Regions from separate parts of the Homo sapiens genome. Here region 1 is linked to region 2. A link is a contact called in ENCODE Hi-C or POLR2A ChIA-PET data. All regions are on one chromosome and are shown on one strand. The core of a region is the stretch at or near the end of the contact, and the rest is flanking DNA. Distances in the headings are between cores, read along the strand shown. Region 1 holds the start of RIMS4 (regulating synaptic membrane exocytosis 4). Region 2 holds the start of KCNK15-AS1 (KCNK15 and WISP2 antisense RNA 1).

What was found. Hi-C counts contacts between places; a loop is a spot of excess contacts on that map. ChIA-PET counts read pairs that join two places held with the same protein, here RNA polymerase II (POLR2A). Pooled maps may share reads with other maps.
Region 1: a loop to region 2 is called in a map of gastrocnemius medialis, with 11 times the contacts of the local background. The contact joins the promoter of RIMS4 here to the promoter of KCNK15-AS1 in region 2. A Hi-C loop is called at or near these places in 11 of 168 maps with a recorded cell type or tissue (Caco-2, ascending aorta, cardiac septum and 7 more), 1 of 37 single-sample maps with no recorded cell type and 17 of 50 pooled maps. POLR2A ChIA-PET finds 5 or more read pairs at or near these places in 3 of 52 experiments (H1, OCI-LY7 and WTC11).

The regions. Positions count from the first base shown.
Region 1 is chr20:44,808,135-44,814,748 of GRCh38, reverse strand. RIMS4 (regulating synaptic membrane exocytosis 4) reads left to right here and starts at 4,203. Exons shown (of 6, transcript NM_182970.4): 1 at 4,203-4,574. The coding sequence starts at 4,478.
Region 2 is chr20:44,742,502-44,749,043 of GRCh38, reverse strand. KCNK15-AS1 (KCNK15 and WISP2 antisense RNA 1) reads left to right here and starts at 2,817. Exons shown (of 5, transcript NR_132377.1): 1 at 2,817-3,079. It overlaps KCNK15 (potassium two pore domain channel subfamily K member 15), which reads right to left and starts at 3,179. Exons shown (of 2, transcript NM_022358.4): 1 at 2,851-3,179. The coding sequence starts at 3,133.

The DNA of each region.
Region 1 (6,614 bases), core at 2,954-5,453, 64 kb before region 2:
CCAATCTCCAATCTTCATCACAATTGTGCAAAGAGGTGTTAATTATTCTCTCCCTTTTTTTTTTTTTTTTTTTTTTTTTGGAGACAGAGTCTCGCTCCGTCACCCAGGCTAAAATGCAGTGGTGTGCTCTCTGCTCACTGCAACCTCTACCTCCCAGATTCAAGCAATTCTTGTGCCTCAGCTTTCCAGGTAGCTGGGGTTACAGGCGTGCGCCACCATGCCCGGGTAATTTTTTTAATTTTTAGTAGAGACAGGGTTTTGCCACGTTGGCCAGGCTGGTCTCGAATTCCTGACCTCAAGTAATCCTCCTGCCTCAGCCTCCCAAAGTATTGGAATTACAGGCGTGAGCCTCCGCGCCCAGCCCATTACTCTCATTTTTTGATGAGAACCTTGAGGGAACATACCCAAGGTCACATAAATAAAATAAGGACAGGCGTTTAAACCCAAGTCAGGCAATGCTTCTTCCGCTCCACTCCACTGAGCTGCCTGGTTCTTGGCATCCTCCATCTCACTGGACTGTGAACTCCAACCTGGAAGTTCATTTCTGACTTCCCATCCCTTCCTTCTCTGGATCCACATCCACCACTTCCCTCATTCATTTTCTTAAGCATCCCTCTCCACCCCCCAAACTTGTTCTTAGAATGCATTATTCATACCCAGGTGTAAGTGGCTGACCACTTAAATTTCCCATGGGGAAACATTACATATTTACAAAGGGTAAATGATTTAAGTGTACAGGCCCAAACCCTATGGATGGAATTTTAGGCATGAGCTAACCAAGAAAGGAGAAATCACACCAAGAAGTCCAGGCACATAGGAGGTGCTATTTTCAGCTCCAACATCACATCCTCAGGGAAGCCTTCTTCGATCTCCTTATGTTGGGTTAGATTCCCCACCCACTTTTTTTTTTTTTTTTTTTTGAGATGGAGTTTTTGCTCTGTTGCCCAGGCTGGAGTGCAGTGGCGAGATCTCGGCTCACTGCAACCTCCACCTCCTGGGTTCAAGCAATTCTCCTGCCTCAGCCTCCCAAGTAGCTGGGATTACAGGTTCCTGCTACCACGCCCGGCTAATTTTTGTATTTTTAGTAGAGATGAGGTTTCGGCATGTTGGCCAGGTTGGTCTCGAACTCCTGACCTCAGGTGATCCACCCGCCTTGCCCTCCCAAAGTGCTAGGATTACTGGCATGAGCTACTGCACCTGGCCCCCACCCACCATTTTTGACAAGAGGCCTACTCACTATGACCTTGAGTAAGTCCATTCCCCTTCGTAAGCCTCAGTTCTTTATCTGTAAGATGGGGAGAGGATGCAAAGGATACCTATCTCCTTCCTATGGCTGGTGTGAGAATTTATTCATTCAATCAACAACTATTTACAGAACACGAACTTTTTGCCAGGCATCTTTCTGGGCTCTGGGAAGGGGAAAAAGAGACGATAAACAAATAAACAAGAATAAAAATGTGTGTGTTGTGTATGTGTGTGTATATATATATATATATGCAAACACATACACATATACATGCATATACACATGTATGTGTGTTTGCACATACATACACGCATATACACATGTACATAAATATGTGTGTATCTGTATATATACATGTACCCCCCCACATATATATGAAACATGTCAGATGGTGATGAGGGCTACAGAGAAAAATAAAGCAGGGTAGAGAGGATCTGGCATTTCAGGGAGGGGTTTTTGCTACTTCATAAAGAGTGGTGAGGGAAGACTTCAGAGGGAAAGTGACATTTGAGCAGAGATCTGTGAGTGAGCTACACAGCCCTTTGCAAGGGAGAGGGCTTCAGGCAGAGGGAACAGCAGTACAGATGTTCTGAAGCCGAGTGAGCCACCGGGGTGTCCTGGGTATGAAGACAGAGGGGTGGCAGAGCCAAAGAAGTTAGGACCTTGTAGAACATGGACTTTGACTGTGAGATGGGAGGGTTTGGGGCAGAGAAGTGGTCAGTTTCTGGTTACATTTTGTGTATAGAAATGACAGGAGTTGCTGATGGATTGAATGTGGTGTGTGTGAGACTGGAGTCAAGTATCCAACATTTCTGATCCAAACAAGTGGAAAAATGGAGCTGCCATTGACCAAGATGGGGATGATTATACCAGCACTCTTAACCATGACACCAGGCTGCCTCAAAGTCTAGATCTGGTCCCTGGGAAGGGGCTAGGGCTCAGGAGCACCTGCCGAAGGCCAGCACTGTGCTAGGTGTTTTGCACACTGTGATGGGCAGATGTGTCAGAATAACTCCAGTGATCCTTGCCCTTATGTAATACCTTGTGTGATCCCGCCCTTGTGTGAGCATGGGTGGAAACTGCGACCCTGATCAGGAATCGCTACCGTGATTATATTACATTATATGTCAAAGGGACATCATGCGAGTGGACCTGATCTAATCACACGAGACCTTTAAAAGCAGAATCTCTCAGGCCAGTAAGCAGAAGCCAAGGTAGAAAGATTCTACTGAAGGATGAGAAGGGCTTGACATCCTGAAACTGGCCTTGAAGGTGGAAGGGGCCAGGTGAAAGGACCAGAAAGCCACTTCTAGGAGCTGAGGTTGACTTCTGGCTGACAGCCAGCAAGGAAACAGGAACCTCAGTCCTGCAACCACAAGGAACTGAATCCTGCCAACAACCTGAATGATCTTGGAAGCGGATTCTTCTCCAGAGCCTGCAGAGAAGAGCCCAGTCTGGCCAATACTTTGTGAGGCCCTAAGCAGAGAACCCAGCTCAGGCTGCCCAGACTTCTGACCTACAGGATTGTAAATCACTAGATTGGTGTTTTTAAGCTGCTTCATTTGTTATGCAGCAATAGAAAACAAACACCTGTGTTATCTTACAGGCAGTTCACAACCATCCAAAATGGAAGGCTCCTGTCCCCATTGTACAGATGAGGAACAGGACCCATGGGATAAAGAGTTTTGCCATAGGCCACCCAGAAAGACAGCACCACAGCTGAGATTCAAACTCTGGGCTGTCTCTTTCTGAGGCCTGAACTGTTTCCATGTCGCCAGATGGCTTCATAAAGAGGTGTGCGAGCAGCTGAGAAGGTTGTTTGACATCTGGGGCCTGATTAGGTGGGCAGGGACCCTCACGTCCCAGGTCACATGCAGGGAATGGAACACGGGTTTCCGATTCGCTCGTCTCTGTCCTGGGGCTGTGAGTGTCTGAGCCCGTGTGTGTCTGAGGACTGCGGGTCGCCGAGGGTGATAATGGGAGAGTCTGTGAGTGTGAGCCTGCCAAGTGTGTCTCAGTGTACCTGAGTCTGAGGGTGTCAGTCAATCCGTCGGGATGCACCCACACTGGGAGGGATGGAGTCTGTGTGGCTGTGTCTTGGCGTGTGTGTGCTACTCTAGTGTGTCTGAGGGTGAAGGTGTGTGCATCTGGCCGTGTCAGTCAGAGTGTTTGACAGTGCTGAGATGATCACAGGGGGAGGCGACACAGAGTGTGTGCTGGGTCTGGGCTTGTGTGTTCATCTGAGTGTATGAATGTGTGTATGAATTCTGGGGTGTCTTTGGTAAGTGTGAATGCATGAGACTGTGTATGCCTACCTGAACTTCGTGGGGTTTTGTGGCATCTGAGAGTCTCCCCGTGAGGGAGGCCGGGCACCAGGGATGTCCTGCCTACCTCCCTGAGTGTGTTTGCAGGTCTCTGCGTGAGTCTGCGTGTGTCCGTGGACGTGTCTGTCCCCGCATCTGTGAGGGGGTGGGTCTGTGGGTGTATCTGTCCGGGTGTCTGCGGGGCATGTTGCAGAGTGAATGTGTAGGTGTGGGTGCCTGTTTGAGCTTCTCTGTGGGTGCAGGTGTGAAGCCGAGGGTCTCTGTGTGGGAGGCCGAGTGCCGACCCGCCTGGGCGGGACCCTTTGAGCGCATCCCCTCCGAGCGCGCCAGTGTCTCTGGGAGAGGCCTGTCTGGGTGAGGGACTGGACGCCGGCCTCTCCGCAAGTCGGCCGGCTGAGGGTGGGGGCCGAGGCGGGGTCGGGAACAGCCCTCGGACCAGGGCCCAGACAACCTCGCCCGGCGCCTGCCTCCCCGCGCGCACCTGCCGGGCCCGGGGGCTGCTAGAAGAGGCCGCAGCCCGCGCCCTCCGGGCTCCCACGCCCCGCAGCGGCGCCCCCTCCCCCGGCGGCACGGATTGGCTGCGGCGCCGCTCCAAGCCCGCCTCGCGCTGCCGGCGGGGGGCGCCGCGGACCAGAGCGCGCTGCGCCGCCACCGCCGCCGCCACCGCCGCCGCCGCCGCCGCCGCCAGCAGCACAGCGCGCCTCGGGCTCCGCGCGCCGCCAGCTCCTGGCCCGCCCGCCGGCCCCGCCGCGCCCGCCAGCCCCGCAGCGGAGCCTCGGCCCGGCCCCGGGCCGCCGCCACCACGCCGCGCGCCGTACTCCGCGTCAAGAATGGGGCGGCCAAGCTGCCCAAGCCGCCCGCCGCCGCCGCCGCCGCCGCGGCCGAGGCGCCCGGCGCCGGCGCGGGCATGGAGCGCTCGCAGAGCCGCCTCAGTCTGTCCGCCTCCTTCGAGGCGCTCGCCATCTACTTCCCGTGCATGAACTCCTTCGACGACGAGGACGCAGGTAAGCGCGCGGCCCGCCCCCCAGACCCCCGGGGTGTCCCGGGATCCAGGTCCGGTAGCCCCCTCCCCGACCCGTGCGCCCTCCTCCCCACCCCCAATCCCCTGGGAAGGCGCCCCCAGGGTCTCCTTCCGCACCCACGGGACCCCAGGGTCTCCAGGATGCGCTACCTTCTGGCCTTCTCCCCCAGGGACCCCGAGATTGTCTGCATTCACCTTTCCCGCAGGTGGGCCCTTTGGGTCGCCAGGACCCATCTCCCTCCTCACCCGCGCCTATTGGAGGCCCCTTGCCTCGTCCCTGGAGCCGACCTGCCACCCTCCCTGAGTCTCCTGAATGTGCCCACTCTTCAAGCCCTGGGCTTTGGCCGTCCCACCCCTGGGGCTCCGACGCGCCCCCCGCCATTGGAGGTGGCGCGCAGACCTTACCTCTCCATCTTTGTCTTGGCCACATCCAGAGGATCCCTGCCCAAGACCCCTGCCCGGCGCCCCAGGCCTTGAGCGCCCCCATTTATCTCTCCTCTCCTTCCCTCATGGGCTGGGGCTCCAGACTCCTGCTTCTTATACGCCTGGGGCAGACGGAGGGGAACCGGCCAGGTGACGGCCTTTCCTCCCCTCTCTTCCCGGAGAGAGGTGTAGGGCGGCGCCAACTCTACACTTGTCCGCCCGCTGGTGTGTGCCCCTGACCTCAGGTGCTCTTGTCCCTGGAGTCGCCTTTCTTGGTGGGCTGAAGCCGGCCACCAGCCAGCGGCTTGAACCTCCTCCTCCCAGGCCTGCGCACAACCTCAGCCAGAGCGAGGGGTGGGGAGCTGTAGGGAAACCTACTCTTTAGGGCCCTGGGACCCGGCAGAAGGAACATGAGAGCTCCGGATTTGGTTCTGGGGTGAGGAAGGGAATCCACCAACAGGTGGGGTAGCTAGAGGGCTTGGGTGAGAGTTCCCCAAAGAATGCCAGATTGGGAATCGGAATCAGGTTCCAGTCTTCATTCTCTACTTCTTAGCTGTGACCTTGGGCAAGTCATGCCACCTCTGAGCCTGGATTTCCTCATCTCTGAAATGGGGATCATCGTATCGATGCAAAGCTCTGTATGGTGTGAGGGTGGAGTTCAGTGTTTTATAAGGTGAAAATCCGAGAGTCTTTGAATTCAATGGGGGAACAAAACAGAGGAGTGTATGTGCTGGAGGAGTGTATGTGCTTGAGGAGCAAAATGGTTTCATGGGCACTTTCAAGTCTCTGAGGAAAACATGGACTATCTCTCCCGAAGTGCATATATGCACCATCCACAAAATGTAGCCTACGGTTTTAGGAAGTTCCTGGGCCCAGGTTTAGACTTAGTCTTTGGGGACCCTTGTCTGATCAACCTGGCCACCAAGGTTCCATCATGGGATGAAGTGGTGGGCATGTCTTCCTGCCCTTTCTCCAGAAGAATTTGTTGACTGGTGAATGAATGGGGATAGGTGAGGCAGATCCCCAATAGACCTGTCTTTCTATTGACCTGGAGGTGGGGATGGGGGTAAGGGTAAAGATGATTACTGCAGAGACATTTTACCATTTTTATAATCACCATTTTACAGAAAAAAACAACTGAGGCTCAGAGGTTTAACTTCTGCCTTCATGTAGCTGAGGGAGGTTGTATTATTATTCTGGACAAGGCAAGGTGGGAAGAAGTAGGGGGCTCCCCAACACAGTAGAGTGGTCAGCAGTCCACTTGGATCTCAAGAGCCAGGCTGGGCAGGAGCATGGGTTTGTAGGAGCATCAGAGGCAGGAGCGGTTTAGTTTTTCTTCAAAGTCATGCTGTGTGTCATGGGTCAAACACCTTGGTTATTGCAGGCTGCAGGCAACTTGCTCTGGTTTCACTTAAGTCAGAACAGATAACTTCAAGTAGTATTAATGATATTTTTAAAGGTCCACTCATGTTTGTTTTTTCCAGCAGCCTTCTTGAAATTCTTTAGTATTTCACTTGGAAGAGACCTAGAAATCATCTTGTCTATCCCCTTTTTGCCCGCAAATGGATGGGGGTGTGTGTGTATTTGTGTGAGTGTTTGT
Region 2 (6,542 bases), core at 1,568-4,067:
TAGCGAAAATGAGAAACAATGTAAGTGTCCATCCAAAGGGGCCTGGTTAAATAAATTATAGTGCCATCCAAACCATGGGATACTACAGAGTAGCAGTTCTCAATCGAGGGTGGTTTTGCCTTTGAGGGGACACTTGGCAACATCTGGAGACATTCTGGTTGTCACAAATGGGGGTGAGGAGTGGGGATGGCTGTGTGCTACTGGCATCTAGAGAGTAGAGGCCAGGGACACTGCTAAACATCTTGCAATGCACAGGACAGTCCCCACAGCCCCAAATGTCAGTAGTTCCAATGCTGAGAAACCCTACAAACAAGATGACGCAGCTCTTTAGAGACTGACATAAAAACATCAACATATATTCTATAAGTGAAAAAAGTAAGAGACAAAACTGTGTGTATAACGTCTATACAATGTGTGTGTTTTAAAGGAATATATAGGCAGAGAATATATCCAGAAGGACACACAAGAAACTGGCAACTGTATTTGACCCAGGAAGAGGAATTTATGAGCTGAGAGACAGGGTGGGAGGGAGAATTCCTTTTCATTCCATACCCTTTTGTGCCCTGTGAAGTGTGTACTGTGTGCATATATAACTTATTCAGAATATCAGCACTACATACATTTAAAGGCCTGTGGCTGCACTTCCACATTTCTGTTGCATAGCCCTATCACTTTGCCTCTCTGTTACTTTTGGGAGAAAGGGGGTCTGCTCATCACTAGACTTTGAGCTCTTTGAGGGCGGGGACGATGGTGGTGTAGTCCCCATCACCAAGGTCCTGCACAGAGCCTGACGTAGACCAGAAGCTCAATGAGAGTTTATTGAATCAAACCAAGCTGAAGGGGGTGCTGGTGAGAAACAGAAGAGTCTCTTTAGGAATAAAAGGCTTCCAGCTGTTTGGGACTGTGCCAGGTTTTGGCAGAGAGTGAAATGAATAATGATAATAACTAATAATGACAGTAACTAACCCATGTATGTACTCTGCATGGATTATCAGATTTAACCCTCCCAATGACTATATGACATGTTGTTATTCCCATTTTATAGATAAGAAAACTAGGTTCAGAGGGACAAAACTGCCCAAAGGCCACAGGCCTGAGCTATTAACCAGCACCCTCCACAGGCCTGAGCTATTAACCAGCACCCTCCATGGGCCTGAACTATTAACCAGCACCCTCCACGGGCCTGAGCTATTAACCAGCACCCTCCACAGGCCTGAGCTATTAACCAGCACCCTCCATTGCTTCAGTGCCTCTCTCCCATCCAAGCAAAGCCCAAATTCCTGGGGCCTGGCACCTGGCTCTCTGCAAGGCTGGCTTCAGCGGACTAGACCACAGAGGGTGGTGGTGCCCCCAAGTGGCCAGAAAAGGCAAAATTCCTCCTGTTTCCACTTGAGTCTCTTACATCAGCCTCCCAGACGTACCTCAGAGGTAAAGAACCAGGGTAAGAGGCCAAAACCACATGGCAAGCCTCCAAAGAATGTAGATAAAGGCAGAGAGAACAAGTTGATGGCATCCCAGACCAGTGGGCACGGTAACCAGGAGGGTCTCAGGTGTACCAAGATAGGAAGCAGGGGTGTCCATGTGGACAGGAGGGGGCAAAAGAGCTGAATAAGAGCTGGAGCCACGTTGGCAAATAATGAATTATTACAAATGAATAGTGCCTACTTGGCTTCAGGCACTGTGCCAAGCATGTTACATGCTTGACCTCACTGAAACCTGGCAGTCACCCAGTGAGGTAGGAACAATTGCATTTTGCCTTTGGGGAAACCAGGGCTTGGACAGGTGGAATCAATTGCCAGAGAAGGCAGGTGGCAATAGAGATGAGACCAGAACTCCAGTCTCTGTGATTCCAGAACTCATACTTTTAACTCCACTGCAAAAACCACAGCTCATATTCACTTGCAAGAGCATTATGGGGAAACTTTCTCCAAGGCACTGGCTTTCGGACTGGTGATCCAAGCCCCAGGGGGGGTGCCGGGACGTTCACAGCTGGAGCCTGGGGAGTGGCTGGCACCAAGCCTGGAGCCCTGCAGAGCCCACTTCTCTCCTTCCTGTTCCCCCAGGTTTAGGCTCAGCAGGTACCAGCCAGATGGTAGTCATGGCAACAGCTGGTGGTCCAGATGCTCCAAAGGAACTGCTCTGCATCCCTGAGGGCAGAGTCCAGAGCCTGTGGTTATCAGTCATTCCTTTAACAAGTATTTATTGATCATCTACTGCATGCTAGGCACGGGTCATACAGCAGTCCCTAAGACAGACTGGGTCCCCATTCTCATGGGGTAACAATAACAATTGCAATAATAAAAAAATGATCTTTTCTTTGTAGTGCTCTGTATGTGTCATGTTTTAGCACAGGCCTTGTCTGTGCATAGTCTGTCTCCTGAATAATAACTCTCACCACAGCCCTGAGATAAGGCCGATTAGCGACACTATTTTACAGAAGAGAAAACTCTGGCTCAGAGAGGTTGAGCAACTCGTCTAAGGTCACACAGCAAGTGTGAGGCAACCAGGCAAGGAAAAGCAAATCCAGCCACTTGGTCTCCCAGCCCCGCTTCACCTATCTCCAAGCCCCTTGGACGTTTTCTGAGCACTCCTGGGTCAGCCTTTTGGCAAACTCGATTTACTGATTCCTCCCGTCCCTGCCTGCGTGGGCTGACAGCTCCATTCAGCAGAGGGGGGCAAAGGAGACCAGGGAGACGAGGGAGGCGAAGGAGATGAGGGAGGCTCGGTGAGCCGAAATGACCCGTCCAAAGTAGCTCAGCTGGGCGGGGGCAGAGGTGGGACCGAAACCCAGAGGCGCCCCGGGACGGCTGGGGCTGGAGCGGGCGCGGAGGGAGGCTCCGGGCGGCTCACCGATGGTAGTGATGACGGTGATGGCGAAGTAGAAGGAGCCGGGGAACTTCCACTGGCGGCCGGCGCGGTGGGGCTCAGCCTGGAGCGCCAGGCGCTCCAGCTCGCGGTAGTCCTCGGCCGAGAAGCCGAACTTCCTCCGGAGAGCGCCCCGCTTCTGGACCAGCAGTCGCTGGCGGCCGCTTTCCGCCTCGGACTCGAGCGCGTCGAAGACAGCAGCGCCCACCAGCAGGTAACACAGGGTGCACAGGACCAGCCCGGCCGCGCGCACGCTCGGCCTCCGCATGGCGCCCCGGCCCCGGTACCCGCCGCGGTCCCAACCTGCTCCGTGTGCCCGGACCGCGCGCTCCGCCCCCTCCAACCCCGGCCCCACGCGGCAGGGTTGTGACGGGCGAGGCGGGGCGACTGCCGGGAACCTGGAGGCTGGGATCGCCACGGGTGGGGGCCGGAAGAACCGCTCCCCTGTCCGCCTCCCACTCGCCTGCCCGGGGTTCATGTGTCTGTGAATAGTGAGATCTGAAGCAAAGGCCCAAACCCCGGGCCTGCAGAAGTCCTGTTCCCGCCACTAACTCATGTTGTGACCTCGTGCCAGTCTTCCGTCCTTCCTTCCGTCCTTCCTTCCTTCCTTTTTCCCTCCCTCCCCTCCCCCCTCCCCTCCCTTCCTCCCTCCCTCCCTCCTTTCCTTCCTTCCTTCCTTTCACTCCTTTCCCCATCCCTCCCTCCCTTCTTCCCTCCCATCCTTCCTCCCTCCGTCCCTCCCTTCCTCCCTCCGTCCCTCCCTTCCTCCCTCCGTCCCTCCCTTCCTCCCTTCGTCCCTTCATCTCTTCTTCCCTTCCTTCTCTCCTTCCTTCCTTCTTTCATTCAGTCAGTCAATCCTCTGACAAATATTTACCAAGCACCTACTGGTGCAAACAACATTCCTGTTGTAAGTAAAAGTGATATCCTAGTGAGGAGGGCCAGCTAACAAACAAGAAACTAATTTAAGACAGGAGTGAGAAAGAAGGAAAAGGGATAGTTTCTTGGGGAAGGTGAACCCCACCATCTAAGGTGGTGCTTAAAACAGAACTGAGCATGACTTGGCAGCCAGAATAGCAGAGGAGCCGGTGTCGCTGGAGCCCAGAGAACTGGGGGGCAGATACTTTGGGGGAGCAGAAGGAAGGCAAAGAGGCAACTTCACACAGGGTCTTACAAGCCCTTATGTGGGTTTATTGAAAGCCATGGAAAGGCTGTATTACAAACACAGGCAAACAAACACACACGCAACACCACCACAATGATCTGATTCATATTTTTTAAAGAGCCCCTGGCTGTCATGGGGAAAAGGGATGGTGGCTAGGAGTGGAGGCCAGTTCGAAGGCTAGTGTAGTCCAAATGTGTGAAGATGGAGAGAAATGAGGGGATCCGGGATGCACCGGGGAGGTGGAGTTGGGCGCCCAGCTGGCCACATTGCCCAGCCTTTCTTGCACTTAGCAGGGTCTATGTGACCAAGCTTTAGCTCATGGAACATGGGCAGAAGTGACATATGCCACTTCCAGGCCTGGCCCATAAAACCCTGCCCTACACGTGCTCCATCTCTTTCCCCCACCAGACGGCTGAATGCAGAGAACTAAAGTCTTTAGAAGAGAGGGAGCCCACAAGGTGGGAAAAACCTGGGGCTGAATGACACATTGCAAGGTTGTCCCCCAACCCCCAATCAGGAGCCCCAGTTTTGAGCTTCTGTTGTATTAAGTCGCTGACGTATGTTAAGCCCCTGAGGCCCAGCCTGCCGCCTAGGCCCTCCAGGTCCCAGAGGAGGACATACTTCCATATGGAAGCCGCTAGAAAGGAACTCAGTCCTGCCAATACCTTGATTTGAGCCCAGTGAGACCTGTGTAGCCCTCCACCCTACAGAACTAGAAGATAATACATTTGCCTTAAGCCACTAAGTTTGTAATAACTTATTGCAGTGGCAACAGGGAACTAATACAGTGGGTGTGAGGATTAAATGAACCAGTAGATGTGGAGCCGGAGAGCTGAGCTTGGCCCTGAGGATTTGTTTAGAAGTGTGAGCCACTGTTACAGATATCACAAGTGAGCAGACGCCCGGGCCTGTAGGGATGTCCAACCCAGTGCCTGTCCGACTCAGTTCCCAGGCAGAATTGGGCCCCAGTACCTGGTAGAGAGGGCCTGGACCCCTTCTTCTCCCGAGAAGCAGGATGAAGCTCAGTGGGCTGGAAGCAGCGTGCTGGTGCCACTACCTCAGCCTGATTTTTAGCAACAGCATCAGTAAGTTTAATATTCCGATTTCTGCTCAGACTTCAGAGGAGCAGAAACCTGGGCTGAAGTCTCAGAGTCGGAGTGAGTGGGGCTCCAAGGACCCACAGCCCAACAAGAGCCCGAAAAGAGTTTGTGGAGACAGTGGGATGTGGGGAATGGCCTGATCTTAGGGGAAGGGCAGGGCCCACTCAGGGGAGAGTTAATGAGGGCATGGTTGTGGACACAGCTGGAGTCAATAAGACCTGAGTTTGAATTCCAGCTCCTCCACTTCCTAGCTGGGTGTATTAGTCTGTTGTCACACGACCATGAAGAACTACCTGAGACTGGGTAATTTATGAAGGAAAGAGGTTTCATTGACTCACAGTTCCACATGCCTGAGGAGGCCTCAGGAAACTTACAATCATGGCAGAGACCAAAGGGAAGCAAGCTATGTCTTACATAGCAGCGGGAGAGAGAGAGAGGAGGGGGACTGCCAAACACTTTTAAACCATCAGATCTCGTGAGAACTCACTCACCATCACGAGAACAGCATGGGGAAAACTGCCTCCATAAGTCAATCACTTCCTACCAAGTCCTTCCTTCAACACGCAGGGATTACAATTGGAGATGCAATTTGGGTGGAAACACAGAGCCAAACCATACCACTAGGTGTCCATAAACAGAACACTTGTACTTCCCTGTGCCTTGGTTTTCTCATCTGAGAAACGGGGGTAGTAATGACCCTCACCCCATAGGACCATGTAGAGGATTATAGAAGCTGTTTTGTGTCACTATCCAGGTGCCCCTTAGCCAGTAGCTGCTTCTCCTCCTTTTTCACAACTGTCTGTGTGCAGATGTCGAAAATTCTTTTTCCAGAAGCAGGGACAGGGCCAAACACTCTGCCTGTGCGAGGCATAATCACAGACATCACTCACAGGACTCTCACCTTACAGCCCAGGACACAGAGGCACTTAACCTGCCAAGAGATACTTAACCTGCCAAGTCCTCCCAGCCAGGCTGTGGCTGAGCCAGGATTGAACTCAGGGCTGTCCGGTTCCCCAGGTCATGATCCTTGTCAGGCCAGATGCTGCTGGCTTTATCCCCCTCCCATCGCCTCTCTGGCTCTCACTTGCCTTGTCTCCGGGATGGGGCCGAGGATCCGTGGCTGGCTTTGCTTGCCCACTGTTGTGAGGGCCCCATGATGCGCAGCTGAGAGGCGCTTGGTCAGGTGTGCCCACTGGGGGTGGATGTTACTGGGGCCATGGGGGAGCTGTCTGGCTCCGTCAGGCAGATGACTCTGCCCTGTGCTTGGCATTTTTGGTTCAGTGGCTCTATTTTAAGCCAGAGGAGGTTAGACTTTGTGTATGTGTGTTTCTCAGGTTGGAAAGCTGTCAGCTGAGCAGTCACCAAAAACAGCAACACCCGAGGCACCTCCCCCTTCAGCTTACCTCCCTCTGCCT